3 separate regions of the Homo sapiens genome follow, and regions 2 and 3 are each linked to region 1. The links are chromatin loops, found by intact Hi-C in ENCODE. Cell type or tissue: heart right ventricle. All regions are shown on one strand.

Region 1 (4,000 bases):
CTCGCCATGTTAACGCTACCATGTGGCAGCTGCATCCCATCCAAGGAGGGTGCAACCCTGCATGGGGCCATGTGGTAAAGCAGCACTTACTGAGTGGGGTCACAGATGGGGCCACATGCTGGAAACGCTGTCGGAGGCGGGAGGAGAAGAAAGAAAGGGGCAGGAGGGTAGGAGAGGAACTGAGGATACTGAGCAGCAGTCGCCTGCCAAAATTCTTCAGTGCAGCTTGTCTAGCAAAGCCGGTCTCCAGCAGAGTACATACAGTGGATAGCTGACGGGCTGACAGCAGGCATCAAACAGTCTTAAACTGCCCCAAATCCAGAGCGCTTTTGAAGCAGCAGTATAAAAAGGATGCCTGCGCGGAACAGAGGCCTGAAACTTTTAATAGTTTCTTCCAGGCCTCAGGATGTCCTGATGAGGTATTAGAGGAAGTAATTCAGGAAGAAAAGGACAAATAACCACCTCCGTCTGGAGGCCGACCCGAGGGCTGGCCAGGGCTGCTCGCGGAAAGGGCAAGCGTGGCCCCGCAGTGATCCACGAGGCTCTGGTTAGCCCACCCGCCTGCTGCCGTGCACAGAGCCGCGGGGCTCTGACCCTTGTAAATAACAGACAAGTAAATTTCTTGTTTGCTTCGGGGCAAATGTAAACCACACAGTGCCCGCTGCATGTGGGTGAAATCATTAACTTTTCCTCGCTGTCGGAAGGGTGCTCAGTACAAATTAGAAATCATTGCCTCCAACCTCAAGGTCCTCCCAAGGATCCGCCTACCTACCCCCAGACCAGGAGGCTGTCAAGACCTCAGGACGTCAGAGAAAAACCTGGGCCTGCCAGAACTGAACTCACCCCGCCTCTCTTTGTTTTTTCTTCTCTCTCTTTTCCTTTAGGGTTTGGCTTTGTCACTTTTGAGAATGAAGATGTTGTGGAGAAAGTCTGTGAGATTCATTTCCATGAAATCAATAATAAAATGGTAAGTGTGTAGGGGTTGCGCTGAAATGGAATGCCCCCTTTCTCTACGTACACACCCAGTCTTGCAGACTGGTCCAGCCCATCATCAGGCTGGAGTGGGCAGGGGTGGGGAGGGGGCTAGATGCTCGGGGTCCAGGCCTGTGAACAGTAGCAGTTGTTTCATACTGAGGTGGACAAACTCTGTAAAGGGCCAAGTCGTGAATATTTTCATCTTTGCAGGCCATAAAGCTGACTGCAGCTACCCAGTTCTGCTGGGTAGCGTCCATAGGCAATGCATACATAAAGCAGTGGGGCTGTGTTTCAATAAAGCTTTGTTTATGGACACCAAAATTTGAACCTTATGTAATTTTCACAGATCACAAAATATTAATTTTTTAACCACTTAAAATGTAAAAACCAGGCCAAGCATGATGGCTCACGCCTATAACCTCTGCACTTTAGAAGGCCAAGGCAGGAAAATCACTTGAGGCCAGGAGTTCGAGACGAGCCTGGGAAACATAGCCAGACCTCATCTCTTAAAAAAAAAAAAAAAAAAAAAAAATTAGCTGGGTGCAGTGCACCTGTACCCCACCTACTCGAGGTGAGAGGATCACCTGACCCCAGGAGGTTGAGGCTGCAGTGAGCCATGATCACACCACTGTACTCCAGCCTGGGCAACAAAGTGAAACCCTGTCTCAAAAAAAATAAAAATAAAATAAAATGTAAAAGCCGTTCTCAATTCTTGGACTTTACATAAACAGGCAGAAGGGCGGGATTTGACCTATGAGTCGTAACTTGCTGGCACCTGGCTTAGGATATTCTTTTGCTGTGCAGCTTTTGAGAGGTATATCCTAGATAGGAAGTTTACTGCACCAAACTATTTTTCTCTTTGGGTCCTGCTGGAAAATTAACATTCCCTCCCTTGCCATCAATTAATTTCTGCCCTCTTGATCAGCTGCTTCCTTCCCTCTCTTTGGCTCTTTAAAGTTCCTTTTTCTGCCACAGCAGCCTCAAGAGGAAGGGAGGTTGGATTACTGGAAGTTTGGGAAGTCGTGTAGGCCTCCCAGATCAGTGGCCACCAGAGGGTGCCATATCATGCATAGCATTTGCACACTCACAAACTCCTTTCTTCGGATTGAGTAGGAGGGTGAGAATTCCCTTCTTTGTTGGTTCCAGAAAAATAGAAGCTCAGCAGGTGTTTCTGGAACCAGTCCTTTGGAGCAAAAACATTTTGGTTGGCCACGAGAGCCTCCAGCCTCAAGAGAAGAGGGAGGGCAAATCTGTGTTTCAATTGCAGCTGTAACTTTAATATTTTCTTCCTTTTGTCAAAACATTTCTTGCTTCTAAAACATGCGTTCAGACATGCATTGTATATTGGTCTGATATGTGTTCACCAACTTTAAATTCAATAATAGAGCTTTTAGTGTGGATAAGATCAAAGCAATCTGCTTAGCATGTGGCGCTACAGGCCTGATTCAATATTTGACTTGCTAATTTTTTCCCAGGGCACTAAAATAATATTGTTCGTATTGTTCCTTGCCATCATATGCATCTGAAATGAAAATACTCTTTTTTTGCGTACTGTATGTTGGAGGCATCAACTCAGACATTAAAATGGTAGGAGGGAGATAAGTGTGACAGAATAACACAGGTCCCCTCATAGGCTTTCTCAGCTCCCCAGATGTCCGTGCAAGTTTACAGTTGGTACTTTTCTCTTGGTAGGTTACTACTTGCTATTTTTTTTTTTTAATTGAGACAGAGTCTTGCTTTGTTGCCCTGGCTGGAATGCAGTGGCACGATCTCGGCTCACTGCAACCTCCGCCTCCCGGGCTCAAGCAATTCTCCTGCCTCAGCCTCCCAAGTAGCTGGGACTACAGGCATGTGCCAGCACACCCAGCTAATTTTTGTATTTTTAGTAGAGACGGGGTTTCACCATGTTGGCCAGGCTGATCTCAAACTCCTGACGTCAAGTGATCCACCTGCCTCGGCCTCCCAAAGTGCTGGGATTACAGGCATGAGCCACTGTGCCCGACCAGTACTAGCTATTTTTAAAAAGAGAGAGAGAGGACTTAAATGAAACTTGCATCCACTGCCCAGATGCCTTGTTTATCCTAGCCAGAGCACGCCATTGACAGGCTCCACTAAGGCTGCTGGGCAGTGGGGAATAGAAGAGAGTACTGGCAGATGCCATTCCTGTCTTGCCAAGCCTTAAGGGTTCATCAGGAAAGGCCAGATGTAGACCGGAAGGACATTGCTCCATTTGTCACCTTGAATGCATATGTGTAGCCCTTCCCTGTTGACAGGCTTTGAAACAAACCCGAGACACAGATGGGGAAAGGCTTTATCCTGGGAAACTGAGGCTCAGGGGATAGGTCCCAGGCTATCCAGAGAGCGAAGGAGCATAGGTCTTGAGCTTACTGGTGCCAAAGGAACTATATAGACAGTTGTTGGAGCTTGGGGGTGGGAGGGTGAATCCCCAGATAACCCGGGCAGCAATCAGGAAGTAGAGCTTCTGCCCCAGAAGAAGAACCCATGGGGCTGGCTTGAAGCCAGAGAGATTTGCAGCCATTTTCCTGTTTCATATTTATCGCCTTCTCTCCCACCCAGGTGGAGGGTGACTATGTCAGGTGCACGTAACCGGGTTTTTAGTGTAAGGGTTTGTGTTTGCCTTTGAATCTGGGGCTAGTACTTGTTCTTCAAGAGAATGAGCAAAGATGGAAGTAGACAAGAGGAAGAAGTGGGGGCAGATTGATTCGGATGACAGGCTTTGGAGGTGTTGGTCCACGTTCCCAGCACAGCCCAACAGTTATGAGCTCCAAGGTGGGGAGTTTAGAGGCCCTGGGAGAGGACTTTGGAGAAGAACACTGGGCCTTGCTGAGCTCCAGTAAGACAGGGCTGGTAATGATACTGCCTCATTGGGTTGTTAGAGACTGGGTGACATACCAGGAGCAAAGGGCTTACTTAGCACAGTGTCTGCACAGGGTGCAAGCTTGATCTGTGTTATCTCTTGCCATTATCCTTGCCATCATCCACGAGTTGTCATTGAGAGAGATTT
Region 2 (4,000 bases), 140 kb after region 1:
TAGATAGATATGTGGATATAGACGATATAAAATATCTATAAAACATATGCCTATATTTTTATAGACATATAAATATATCCCCAGGGTCCCTTCCAGCTCAGACTTACAATGGTTCCCTCCTTGGTTCTCGCCTGGTGTGTCCTTCACAAACAGAAGACAAAAGGCTCTCTCTCCCTCCCTCCCTAACTGAGTCCCCGGGAGGTGGCTGGCTTCATTGCTCCCCACCTGAATCAGTTCAGACCACCTATTTCAGATCTGTCGGCTCTTATAAATGTAGCCACACACCCGCAAAGTGAGACAAAATGGCAATGTGATTAGTGTGTGTGTGAGTGTGAATGCTCATGTGTCCCTGTCTCATTGCTTTTGTAAAGATTAATACATCAGAGCAAGCACTTACGAAGGGAAGAATAAAAAACAACAACCAGATCCAATTCTCCAGACATTCAATAACCGAATGTCACCCACATGGTAAGCAATAAAATAAAAATATATGCTTAGCAGAGGCAATATAAATATGATGTATATTTTGAAGTTGGATAACAGAACAGTGGCATAAAAATAATACCCAGTGGCAAATTCAGGAAAGAGACCTTTTAAAAACACAGAATGTCTTTGGGCTGCCATTCCTAAAATATCGCAGCGTCTCAAGCAGTAAAGGAGGGCTTGGTTTAAATCTGACAGGAGCACCTCATGTAATGAGGGCATGGAAATTCTTGCCAGCATCCCAGTGTCAAGGCAACATCTACTTCTCCTCCACCCCCCACTACTCCACTCCTGAGAGCTGCCCCCTCTACAATCTACTGGCTCCATCCTCTCTGCCTGTCTCAATAACCCCTTACTTTTCTTTCTTTCTTTCTTTCTTTTTGAGACAGAGTCTCGCTCTGTCACCCTGGCTGGAGTGCAATGGCACGATCTCGGCTCACTGCAACCTCCGCCTCTTGGATTCAAGCAATTCTCCTCCTTTAGCCTCCTGAGTAGCTGGGATTACACGTGCGTGCCACCACGCCCAGCTAATTTTTGTATTTTTAGTAAAGACAGGGTTTCTCCATGTGGGTCAGGCTGCTCTCAAACTCCTGACCTCAGGTGATCCACTGCCTCAGCCTTCCAAAGTGCTGGGATTACAGGCATGAGCCACCGTGCCCAGTCTCAACAATCTCTTACTTTTTAAAACTCCTTCACAGGCATTATTCCATTCAACCTTTACAACCTGCCTCTGAGGTTAAGAGGACAGGTATCATTATTGCCATTTTATAGATGAGGAAATAGAGGCCACATAAGTGGTCTGAAACCTAGAACTGAAACGCCACCTACCTGCCCCTCCACCCCAGAAAGAAAAAATGTCTTCCTTGTCTTAGAAACTGTCATTTTGCACTCACACGTGCATACACACACAAACACACACACACACACACACACACACAAATCATTAAAAAGATTTCTGCACAAAACCAACTCCTCCCTCTGTGGCCCAGCACAAATCTTGATTCCCAGCTACTATTTGTTTAGGGAATACAAAGCAATTTTTTGTACCAACCAAACAAAATGTAATTAGAAAGTAAATCTGGAAGTGTATTGTAAACATCAAAATATATCAACGGTAGATGCTATGCACTTCTTAAAACACACACCTTTTGCAAGTCTTAGTTCCTGAGATTCTGACCAGAAAACGGCAGTCCGAAAATGTGTGTACTTTGCCTAAGGCCTTGAAATGAGAACTCCAGGACTGAAATGCACATTGCTGCTGCAGAGGAAAGAACCACCTGTTATGTGTTTCTAAGCAAATCACTTGACCTCTCTGAGTTTTCATTTCCCCATGATAGAAAGAGTAGAAGGAGAAGATCTCTAAGTTGCTTTCTAGCCCTGAAATGCTCTAATTTTATCTCTAGAAAAAAAGACAAATGTTGCTCAGGGAAAGCCCTGTGTTGCTCACAGAGGGGTCAGTAAAATATCTCTGATGGAACCCTAACCTCTAATACATTCCTGTGGGGAAAAAGTCTATTTTAGAAACAAGAAGACAGGGCACTGGTCCTGTATCAGCCACTAATCACTATGTAACCTTGAGCGTCTCCTCTGCTAAATGAGAAATTTGGACTTGATGAATATGAGAAATAAATGTCACCTCAAGTGCCACTCTGTGACCAGTATAGATAGTGGCTACCTGGGAGCGAGATGTTGAGAAAAAAAATATGAATCTGCCTCCAACTCAAGCAGGAAGAGTGTTGGGATCGATGACTGATGCCTGCCACCTGTGGAGGGCTCCAGGCAGTGCATGTGGCCTTTGCCATCCCTGGGGTAGATCCTCTCTAAGGTGTCTTTTTACTTGAACTAATCCTTTGCGAGTAGCACACGGAAAACCAGGGGATTCAGAGTCACCGATGGACTGGAAGAAGAACTTGGCTTGTTCAACTGTTTTTATATTATCCATGGCTTGGGTTTGAATAATCTGTCCCCTGATACCACTGTATTTTAGAAATTGCTACCTAAGGCAAATTCTCCACTTTTAAACTCATTTCCTGAGTCGGTCTTTTTAAGGCCCACATTAAATATTGATCTGCCCTGGAGAGATCTAATTTATTTAGTAGAGACATGTTTGACTCCGCCAGAACTGTCAAACTCAAAAATGGGGCCATACCCCTCCCAAAGCAATAACCATTGACGATAGTGACAGACAAGCCAAGGGCACCAGAACCAGCGGCGTTCCACTGTCAGAGTCTCAGGGACAGGGCCTGCCTTCTGCTTTCACACAGGTAGCCCTCTTGCCCAAGACTATTGGAAGCTCTCTGAAAACCTTTCCCAAGAGGCTGGTTTTCTGAAAGTCAAGGTGTCCACTCTGTGCTGGCCAGGCTCGCCATCTGCCGCCCCAAGGCCTGTTGGCCCATGGTGGGGAACCCCAGAAACCTCTTCTGCTTGCTCCCAGCGAGCTCTGTTTCTGGGGCTATCGTGACCAAGCTCCAACCTTCAGACTCTGCAACCCCTCCCTCAAGTCCTGATTCTGGCCCAGGAACAGGGACCCTGGTTCTAAACCTCAGCCCCAGTGAGCTTTGGCTTGATTGACAACGCGCTGGCTGTCTCCTGTTTGCACTTAATAGACTCCAAAGAGAAAGAGAGAGAGAGAGAGGAGAGAAGGAGATTTTATCTGCTCCAGCCTGGGGAGAAGGACTCTCATGCCCCACACAGCCAGCTCAGCACACAGAGTGGATTGGAAGATTTGAGGTTCTGATCCAGCTTTGCCTTTGGATCTGGCCTCCTTCACCTCTTGCACACAGAATCACCTGCTTCCATCACCCTACACTCTGGGTTGATCCAGCTTAATTTCACTCCATGATCTAGGCTTCCAAGCACAAATGCCGAAATTCCCTTCTGGGTCTCTGGCAACATCTGTTTGAGGTCTAGCAAACAAGAATCCCCAAGGCCAGGAACAAAGCCTATCTTCTTGGGTTAGGGAACTGAATTATAATTACAAGTCTTAGCAAATTATCCTACCCTACCTGCATTCCCTCTGTTAATTCACCTAAGTATCCTGTGAGGCCCGTAGTGTCTTTATCCCCATGAGGGATATGGGGAAATTGAGGCTCCAAGTTTGTAGCCGCTGACCACATATGGCCAACTAAAATGAAATAAAACTTAAAATTTAGTTTCTAAATCCCACTAGCTACATTTCAAATGCTCAATAGCCACATATGCCTGGTGGCGACTAAATTGACAGTGCAGAATTACAGAACATTTTCGTCATTGCAGAAAGTCCTATCACACAACACTGTGAGGGGTAGAGTAACATCCCTGTGCCATGCAGAAACCGAGTAGCAGAGTTGGTACTTCAGCTAGGCCAGTTTGTCTATCCACTACCCTTTTCTGCTATTGAAAGGAATCCGAAAGGAAAGGGTTGAGATGGGCAAGAGGTCAACAAAGAAATCTCACTCTTAGAGTGAAGGTTTTTGAGGGACACATCTGAAAAGTTTAAGACCTTTTGACCACCTCCTGGTCACGTGACAGCTGTCAC
Region 3 (4,000 bases), 150 kb after region 1:
CATCTTGCACATCTCAGTCTCTTGCCTAGACTTCTCTCCTGGTCTCCAAATCTAAACGTCTCCCCCACAATGGGCCTCCAATTCAAGCCATCCAAAGCTGAATTGGTGATCTCTTTACCCAAACCAGTTCCTGTTCCAGTGTTGCTGTCAGATTAATGAGAGCAACCCAGAACAGCACACACACCAGAGCCCTCATGAGACAACTGGTGCTGTGATGCTAATATTTGTCCCCTCCCAAACTCATGTTGCAATTTAATTACCATTGTAACAGGATTATGAGGAAGGACCTTTAACAGATGATTAGGCTACCCTTTAAGAGATAAATGGATTAACACTGTTATCTTGGGAGCAGGTTCCTTATAAGTGGATAAGTTCAGCCCCTTTATGTCTCTCTCTCACCCTCTCTTTGCCCTTCTACTATGTGATGTCTTCTGCTGTGGAATGACACAGCAAGAAGGCCCTTGCCAGATGCCAGCATTTTGATTTTGGACTTCCTAGCCTCCAGAACTGTAAGGAAATACATTTCTGTTCTTTATAAATTACCCAGCATCGGGTATTTTACTATAGCAGCACACAATAGACTAAGAAACTTAGGATCAACCTAGACCCTTCCATGTCAAAGTGGCTCTAAGTCCTGTTCAATCTACCATTGCCAAGCACTCTAGCATCAAACCACCTGGGTTAGAGTCCCAGCTCTACTTATAATCTACCTATCTTTGGCAGATTACCCCATCTCCCTGAGCCTCAATCTTTTTTATAAGTAGGAATACTAATTCAGTGGTGTGCAGTTCTATGGGGAAAAGTGAATAAAACTCCGAATTATTTTGATAGCTGTTGCCAATTTCCATGGTGTAAATACTCCCACCGTGGCCAGTTTCAAGCTACCAACATGATGTCACTGGGAAGAGATGCACAAAATCAGCTCTCATGAGCCTCTGCAAGCTGACTCTCGCACCACAGGGACCGTGATGAGGGCAGCTGCCTCCTCCGAGATGCAGATTAACCTATCTAGGGTGCCTTGTAGTAGGCATCAGAGAGGGCATTTTGCAGGGAGGTTCATGGCTAAACTAAGGTGGCATTTTCTGGGGGATTTTGTGGGGTTTTTAGCATAATAAAGTGTCAAGCAATAAGGTGAAATTTTAAATGGCAAGATGAAAAAAGCAACTTTGATTATTGAGACAGAATGGTGGAAAAAGCATTTTTCCAGGAGTCAGGAGATCTGGAGACTGGAATTGCTGTGTGACCCTAGGTCAATCACCTTCCCTCTCGGAACCTATTCCTTCCACCATAATGTGAGAAGGCAGGATTCAGCTGTTCTGACGTCTCTGATGTTTGAAGAATCCACACAGTCCTTCAATTAAACCTCTCCTGAGGCACTTAAAATCTCCCTCTTCTCGTGACTTAGGACTTTGTCCTTCCAGGTCCCTGATGGCACAGTGAACTCCATGAGGCCAGGGATCATGGATTTCTCACCCTGTGTACCTTCAAGCATCCTGCCTGGTGCCCTGCACATACTGGCACTCAGAGAACTAGATGAAATGGAACTTATTTTTACAGGTGGCTATCAAATCCCGGGCACCCTGGCTTTCCCGCTGACATGATGACACCTACTGGTCTTAGCAAAAACAGCAACTTCTTGATTCCACTACCTAAGAGCTAGATGGGGATTGAGGAGCTGATAAAAACAGCATGTGGTCTTGTGGTATATTTAATTAAGGGAGTGTGTGCATGTTGGACACATAATAGATTCTCAATAAATATTTTTTGAATCAGCAAAAAGGCAGTCTCTAACATTCTCTGAGTGCTTTTCTGTTTCTCTCTCTCTCTCTTTCTTTCTCTCTCTCTCTTTCTCTTATTTTCTGAGTCTTTGTCTGTGCCTCCCACGGGGAATGGTGGAAGTCATAACCAGATCTGCAAAAGAAAAGTAGTAAAAGTCACATGGAATAGCACTTTTTCCATTTCCATGGTGCTTTTTAATGACGTTGAAGTTTGCTTCTCAGAACCAGAGGGGAGGACGGTATTTCCACAAGAGCACAGCAGAGACTAGAAGCAAGTGAATGCTGTCAGCAGAAGACCCCAGGCTTGGTGGCCTCCCAAGCCTTCAGGGCAGCATCCTCAGCAGGGCAACTTAATGTGCATGTTCTCCTGAATGTTATCCTCCTAGAAATTTCATAATCAAGGACTATGCCTTTCTCACAAAATTTCCTTCCATATATACGAGGAAACTAAGAAAGCCAATCACTTTGTCCCCTTAAAGGTCTCAAGAAAAAGGAGTTCTAACATCTCCAGGCCTTGAACCCACTGTCAGATGGGTTTCTCTGTACCTGGCCTATTTCAGTGATTACAGCCTCCTCATGTCTCAGGATGTTGGGGGGACAAGAGGGGCACCTCAGCCCCACAGAGATCCCAGTACCACCCTTGAGAATCAGAGTAAACCTGAATGGGATGGGAGTCAGTAGTGGGCATGTTCTAATAGTTCCCCAGGTTGGGCATCACTGGGTCTGAGCACCATTCCTGCGGGACCCTGCCCATGGCTTGCCAGCAAAAGCCAGATGGTTTCCCCAGGACCCCACCCCATCCTATGCCTTCATCTGTCTCTGCAAATGAAATAAGCCTTGGTCCTTTTGGGGATTGGGAAAAGGGACATGACACAGAGGCACCCCTTCTTCATGTACCTTCTTTAAAGTGAGGAAAATGCTCAGAAGCTAGAAGCTCCTCACATCCCGTGAGTTAGAACCACATCCTTGGGCCCCTTCTAACTACATCACTGACTAGAGGGGTGGGGCTCCCACAGTTGGCTGAGGCCGATCACAGGCCCCTTCCTGGGACTGGGGCTGGGTCAGGCCTCCCTGAAGCACAAGGATCCCAGTACCAGAACCAAATTGGGGTTCTGTTCTCAAGCAAGAAAGGGAGAGGACGGGCAACCAACTGTGTCTTCCACAAAGAGTAATTAGATCTAAGGAAAAGACTCGGTGAAAGAACCATGCAAAATCCTCCCAAATGAACTACTAATGTGAGCTCACAGGCAGAGTGGGGAAGCAGTCTTCTGGGAGTCTCTTAAAACTGGTCTATCTAAGCCAGGCACGGTGGCTCACGCCTGTAATCTCAGCACTCTGGGAGGCCAAGGCGGGTGGATCACGAGGTCGGGAGATCAAGACCATCCTGGCTAACATGGTGAAACCCTGTCTCTACTAAAACTACATAAAATTAGCCGGGCATGGTGGCAGGCACCTGTAGTCCCAAGCTACTTGGAAGGCTGAGGCAGGAGAATGGCGTGAACCTGGGAGGTGGAGCTTGCAGTAAGCGGAGAGAGAGCAAGACTCCGTCTCAAAAAAAAAAACAACAAAAAAAACTGGTCTATCTCTCCCCATCCCCAAGAAGAAAAAATTATTAAAAAAAAAAAAAAAAAAAAACAGAACTCAGAGCAATCTGTCCAAACCCCAAAGAACATGTGATTGGATATTTCTAAAGGAGAGAGGACAGCTGTTGGCCCTATTTAGCCACTCTTTTCCCAGAATCTCCTGACCCGGTGCCTCCTATGGCCTGGGCAAGGATACTGTGATACAACCGGTGTCTTCTCAGATGTCCTCATAAAATGTCTTCCATCCATCCTTCCATTCATTCATCCATCCATCCATTATTCCATTCATCTACCCATCTGTCCAGCTATCCAGCCAGCCTTCCATCCATCTATCCATCTATTCAGCCAGCCAGCCTTCCGCCCATCCATTCGTTCATCCATCCATCCACCCATCTATCCAGCTATCCAGCCAGCCTTCCATCCATCTATCCATCCAGCCAGGCTTCCACTTCTCCATTCATCCATCCATTCAACCATCCATCCACTTACTCAGTGATAATCATCGAGTACCTACCCTGTGTACACTGAGCCAGGCAACTGAAATTCAAGAGAACAAGCAGGACAGAAAAAACTGCTCTCAAGCAGGCAGCATTTTGATGGAAGGAGACCAGTAAAGTAAGCAATCAACAAATAAGATGA

Evidence for each region. Peaks named below come from ENCODE experiments on the same cell type or tissue, not always from the same donor. Only the 100,000 strongest peaks of a DNase experiment are listed, where the experiment ranks them.
Region 2: a loop joins it to region 1, with 2.5 times the contacts of the local background. A loop is called at or near these places in 60 of 110 quality-filtered maps.
Region 3: it touches region 1 in a loop (4-fold over the local background); 60 of 110 quality-filtered maps call a loop at or near these places.

The regions. Positions count from the first base shown.
Region 1 is chr17:57,595,984-57,599,983 of GRCh38, forward strand. It overlaps MSI2 (musashi RNA binding protein 2), which reads left to right. Exons shown (of 14, transcript NM_138962.4): 8 at 885-967. Among named protein-coding and RNA genes, the nearest start is that of MSI2-AS1, 10 kb to the right of the region's middle. In heart right ventricle, a CTCF peak has its summit at 2,030 (motif pointing right); a DNase peak (open chromatin) is centred at 2,028; H3K27ac peaks cover 2,271 bases.
Region 2 is chr17:57,733,661-57,737,660 of GRCh38, forward strand. No RefSeq gene overlaps it. Among named protein-coding and RNA genes, the nearest start is that of CCDC182, 9.6 kb to the right of the region's middle. RefSeq lists an enhancer at 2,234-2,303 and a silencer at 2,971-3,149. In heart right ventricle, a CTCF peak has its summit at 2,246; no DNase peak of the experiment used is centred here.
Region 3 is chr17:57,746,124-57,750,123 of GRCh38, forward strand. No RefSeq gene overlaps it. Among named protein-coding and RNA genes, the nearest start is that of CCDC182, 2.8 kb to the left of the region's middle. In heart right ventricle, a CTCF peak has its summit at 1,622 (motif pointing left); no DNase peak of the experiment used is centred here.